Regions from separate parts of the Homo sapiens genome. Here region 1 is linked to region 2. Evidence: chromatin loops called from intact Hi-C (ENCODE). Cell type or tissue: GM12878. All regions are shown on one strand. Each heading gives the region's core, and the rest is flanking DNA. Links, peaks and the distances in the headings are about the cores only. Region 1 has its middle 42 kb from the start of RDUR. Region 2 overlaps RDUR (RIG-I dependent antiviral response regulator RNA).

Evidence for each region. Hi-C counts contacts between places; a loop is a spot of excess contacts. Peaks named below come from ENCODE experiments on the same cell type or tissue, not always from the same donor. Only the 100,000 strongest peaks of a DNase experiment are listed, where the experiment ranks them.
Region 1: a loop joins it to region 2, with 6 times the contacts of the local background. A loop is called at or near these places in 2 of 110 quality-filtered maps.

What each region holds. Positions count from the first base shown.
Region 1 is chr3:101,897,868-101,900,689 of GRCh38, forward strand. No RefSeq gene overlaps it. Among named protein-coding and RNA genes, the nearest start is that of RDUR, 42 kb to the right of the region's middle. In GM12878, for the core only: no CTCF peak of the experiment used is centred there; a DNase peak (open chromatin) is centred at 1,104; H3K27ac peaks cover 1,056 bases.
Region 2 is chr3:101,986,689-101,989,510 of GRCh38, forward strand. The region is part of intron 2 of RDUR (RIG-I dependent antiviral response regulator RNA); the gene reads left to right. Among named protein-coding and RNA genes, the nearest start is that of RDUR, 47 kb to the left of the region's middle. RefSeq lists an enhancer at 1,222-1,271. In GM12878, for the core only: no CTCF peak of the experiment used is centred there; DNase peaks (open chromatin) are centred at 1,363 and 2,119; H3K27ac peaks cover 1,576 bases.

The DNA.
Region 1 (2,822 bases), core at 37-2,536, 89 kb before region 2:
CTGCCTTTTGGATTATAGCCATTTTAATGGGTGTGCAGTGGTATCTTACCTTGGCTTTAACTTGCATTTCCCAGCTGGGTACAGTAGCTCATGCATGTAATCCTAGCATCTTGGGTGGCTGAGGCAGGCAGATCATTTGAGCTCAGGAGCTTGAGACCAGCCTGGGCAATGTGGTGAAACCCTGTCTCTACAAAAAATACAAAAATTAGCCAGGCAAGGTGGCACACACCTGTGGTTCCAGCTACTCAGGAGGCTGAGGTGGCAGGATCGTTTGACTCCAGTTGAGGCTGGAGTGAGCCGTGATTGTGTCACTGCACTACAGTCTGGGTGACAGAGTAAGACCCTGTCTCAAAAAAAAGAAAAAAAAAAGAATTTGCATTTCCCTAGTAACAAATGATGTTAAGCATCTTTTCTTGTGCTTATTGGTCATTCAGATATCTTCTTTAGTAAAATGTTTATTCAAATGTTTTGCCCACTTTAAAAATTGAGTTTTCTTCTTACTATTAAATTGTAAGAGTTCTTTATATATTCTGGATACAAGTCCCTTACCAGATACATGACTTACAAGTATTTTTCTCCCAGTATGTGATTTACCTTTTTATTTTGTTAATGGTATCTTTTGAAGTGCAAAACTTAAAAAAATTTGATAAATTCCAATGAATGTTGATTCGTTTTGAATTAATTTTTTGTGTATGATGTGAGATAAGGGTTTGGATTCATCTTTGTCTTTCTGTATATCTAATTATTGCAGCACCATGTGTTGAAAAGATGGCTTGTCTTTTGCTGGCTTCACTTTTATTTTATTTTATTTGTGCCTTTAAAGAAAAGGTGAAGTAGGCATAAATAATTTATGAACAAAAATGAAGATGGTCTCTGTGTTGAATTTCTAAATGCTTACATGAGAGAATGAGCATCATCAGACTGACGTGTTAACAATAATTTGAACCACAATTTTATTTTGTTCTCTTCTTCTTCCCCATTCCCTCCCCAACCCTGTAGTTAACATCTGCTTCTCTCCTGTAAGAGGAAGTGAAAGATTTAGGTCAGGCCCCAAACCAAACTATCTTTACTGCACTCTTCCCTTTTAAGAAAAAAAAAACCCACCCTGCTGGGTCCGTTTAGCACTAAATTACCCTACATCAACGGTTCTATTGTGATTTTTGGAAGTTGGCCTTCCCCCGGAAGCAGAACTGCTGTTGCTGGGACTGGGTGTTATGAAATCAATCTAGCTGGTCACTTTGAAGGATGCTGACAGGAGTCAAGAGAGACGATCCTTCAAGTATCACAGGACTTTCCCTTATATTTGCTTTACAGATGAATTTCTTACAAGAAATATCTCAGAGGAATATTACCAGAGCTGGAGATCTTCCACATTCAGATCCTACATGTATCTGTGGTGCTGGGCAGAGGTAACCCCAAGTAAGAATAGGTTCAGTTGACTGATACAAGGCAGCAAGACTGGCATCCTTGGGGAAGTCTGTCTCTGGAAAGATATTATCCATCCTGCTATCTTAAGTCATTATAAAGAACAGGATGATTGCATCTTCCTTTATGGATATGTACTGGGTTCCTCTCTTTTATGGTGCTGACCTAGCAGCTATAACTGGGGTATCTTTCTACTCTGGCTTTGACAAATATCCCTCACAATCAGGGCTGTGGCATAATAATGATAAAAATCATAGCTAATATGCATATAGCATATACCTTATTATATACCAGCAACCCTTTTCCTGTCTTACATATATTAACTCATATAACTGTGTCTTGGCTATACGTATTAAAATGAATTATTGAGAGGAGTAGTGATATAGAAGCAATTGACATATTATTTGGACTGTATGGGGAACTCCATCTCCTAAAAGAGCTTTGAGACCAGAAGGAAAGGCCTGAGACAGTACTTGAGGGGTAAAGGTGAACAGAAGGGTTGTTTTTTAGGGTCTCATATTCTTTCATCTCTAGAACTCATTCAAGACAAAAGTTACAGGGAGAAGACACTGATCTTCATTTCCCAGCTTTGGTTAGACATATTCTTTTAGAATCCTTCTTCAAGGGCCTCCAGAATCCCTGTCATCCCTCATTTCCAGGCATTCACCTTAGTGCCTGCTTTCCCTGCTGTGGCATGGGGCCATTCCCCAGCTATCCAGGTTTGTCCTTGGCAGGTTGGGGTCTCCCTCGATGCTTTCCTGTCCTGTCTTTCAATGTGACAACTGTTTGCTAGAAGGGGGCAGTTTCAGCATTAAGGGTGAGGTCCTGTAACATTTTAACTCACTGCTGGCCCAAACAAAAGATTTCACCAAGTTTAAGATTTTAGTAATATACAAACATTTTGGCTTATTTTAGGCTATTAGCCAGTTTGTTCCATTTTAGTATAAGATTCAGAAGCTAGTTTCTGGGAGAAAACGAAAGGAGAGGGGAGAGGCTGAGGGCATACGGTGTCTGAAACAAGAAGAGCTGAAAAGGAAGGAAAGATTGGAAAGCCTTTGTCTACATCAAAATTTTGCTGAGGTCTTTCCCTGACAGAAAGGCTAATAAGAGATGCAGGTAGGTCCTTCATTCCTGCCCCCAGATCACACCAATGTTATTAACTATGGTCTCCTACAAACCGTGCACTCAACTTTGTTGTCTAACACAGGAGAATGACTCAAATGAGGGGAATGTCCAGACCCATGAAAGTCAGGTTATTGCAAATGGAGGTAGGCAACTAGTTTTAGACAGGTGCTTCCAGAGAAGACATGCTTTAGATGGCAATCTCCTCACTGATACATGAAGGCAGACCCTGCCAAGCTGGGTATATGATCAAGATGGTCTTAAAGTTCCCCTCA
Region 2 (2,822 bases), core at 47-2,546:
ACCACACTCTTTCCCTTCCTTCCTCTAATAGACTAATGTGAGACACAGCTTCTCTGATCAGTCTGTCTAGAGACATGCTGGGTAGCTGAGCAGGTGACCTCCAAGGGAGTGGCTGAGACTCTTCCAGCTCATTGTGAAGAAGAGGCCATTGTTATGCATTATCTCACATTGCTTGATGTCTTTCTCTGTCTCATTGTCCTTCTCCTCCACTCTTGTTGTCCCAGGATTGTACTTCCCCAAATAAAGGAATACCCTGTAATCTTTGCTCCAGTTTCCGTTTTCTAGAGGTCTTGGAATAAGGAGGAAGAAAGGACAGTCTATGCAGAGTGTAGAATATAGAAAGGAATGATCTGGGCTGAAAACATTTATGTTGGAGGTAGCCAGCGTCAAGTTTTGGAGGGCCATACTGAGGGCCATGTAGATTCTTTGAAGGCCTTTGAGCAGAGGAGTGACATGATGGAAAGTGGGATTTAGGAAGGTAGATCAGGTGGGAATAGAAAATTGGAGTGCTATGAAGTTGGGAGAACTGCAGGCAGAAAGACTAGTAGGATGAGTATAGGGCCAAGCTAGAGAAATGAAATGGCAGATGGAGAATCTTAACATGGCTTTAACTACCTTGGTGAACTAGGAATCAAGGTAATTCACTAGAGGTGAGTAAGAGGAAGATAAAGTTGAGGGGTGGATGGGGAGGAGAACTTCAGTGTACTCTCCTGAGGTCAGGTGGCATCATATTGTTTCTTGCTGGGCCTGGCTGTGTCTAGGTCTTCTGCTCTCCATCAGTACGAAATCTAGGGCAACTGCAGAATTTCTCGTTTCATGATTAGTTTGTGTATTATATGCAAATTGCCAAAAGACTGATCAGATATTTACATGGTCTATTCAATTTGGATTTTGTTAACTAAATGCTGTGAATTTTTTTAATTAATTTTTTTTTTGAGACAGAGTCTCGCTCTGTTGCCCAGGCTGGAGTGCAGTGGCACAACCTCGGTTCACTGCAAACTCCGCCTCTTGGGTTCAAGCAATTCTCTTGCCTCAGCCTCCCAAGTAGCTGGGATTACAAGCATGTGCCACCACGCCTGGCTAATTTTTGTATTTTTAGTAGGAACGAGGTTTCTCACCATGTTGGTCAGGCTGGTCTTGGACTCCTGACCTCAAGTGATCTGCTCACCTCAGCTTCCCAAAGTGCTGGGATTACAGGAGTGAGCCACAGCAAATTAAAATTAAAATTAATTTGTTAATTTTTGTTAATTAAAACTACTATCACAGAAACTGTTATTTACAGCACTTTTAATGAACAAACAGATAAGCCCTGTGGTTACATAGCAATTGACTTTTCTTCTGGCTGTGAAGCCAGAGTAACCACAGAAGAGTCATTTAGTCATGACTTTTGTCTAGATTTTGCTGTTCATGAGAAGGCAGAAGTGGGCTGAACAAGCCATATATTCATTCTGGACTTGAAATGCAGAAGTGTGTGCTCAGTTAGTTTAATTAAAAAATTTCTCAGTTAACATTTAAAAATATTTTTGAATATTTTAAAAATTTTAAGTACTTTATACACTGGCCAGTTATTGAATGCTTGAATGTTTGTTGAAGTTCCCTGTGTTCAAGACTGTTTGCTTCCCTAGAGGAGAAAATAATTAATGTTCTAAAACACAGCATGAACATATTTTATATGTTGAGATAGATAGGCAGCAATAAACTATAAACTAGATGAGATAGTATATCTACACAGCCTCTGAGTTGAGAAAAATTAAAGAATCCTTAAGTTAAACACACACACATGTGCACGCACACACACACACACACATACCCAGAAACACAGAAATGGGTCCCATAAGGAAAAAGGTAATTTATTGTACATGATGCTGTAGTTTCTAGAGACTTAGAGTGTTGTCTGGCTAGCGACTAAAGTAAGAGTCTGGTTTTGACTCCTAGTTGAGCACAGGTGCCAAGGTGGGTCATTTTTCAAAGGGTGGTGTTCTCATAGTGGTACCCTTTTTGTCTCTAGTGTTGAAGTGGTGATGTTGATGCTTCTGAGGAGATAGTATTTTCTCCCAGCCCCGACAACTGCGCTTGCAGAGATCAAGCCTGACCCAGAGATAGTGTCTCACAGCTTTTTGGCTGTATTCATTGGTAAAGAGTCAGTTGCTTGTCATCAGTAATAACAAGTTTCAGTTTCATCACAGGAAAATGTGAGCCAGGAAGGGCATTTAGAAATCAACCAAAGTTGGCTGGGTGTGGTCGCTCATGCCTGTAATCCCAGTGCTTTGGGAGGCCAAGGTGGGATGATTGCCTGAGCTTAGGAGTTTGAGACCATACTGGGTAACATAGTGAGACTGACTACAAAAAAAAAAAAAAAAAAAAAAGGTGAGAGAGAGAAATCAACCAAAGGCCTGTGGGAGACTGACCATTGTCATAGGTGGAAGGCTAAACAGGGTTGTGGGAGTTTCAGAAATGGGGGAGCATTGTAGTTTGAAGTGATGGAGGAGGGCCAAACAGAAAAATAAAAAATCACCTCAGCAGGGAAGCGTGAAGTACAATAAACATATGGATGAAAACAGAACAAGACATGAAAACTTATTTAGTTTTTAAATTTCTGCACACAGGAGAAAGTACGTGCTATGAGTTGGCTCCTTTCACCATACCAAGATGCCTATGCTAGAAGCTTTGAGTGCTGCTTAAAATATTGCTACAAGGTCATGCAGCCTCTGAAGGAGCTTCTTAAGCTGGCCCTAAGTATTATGTTACTATCTTTCTATGCTTTCTTTTTTCCCTGGAGAATAGGTTTAGTTTATGATCCCAACTCCTACTTCTCTGTAGAT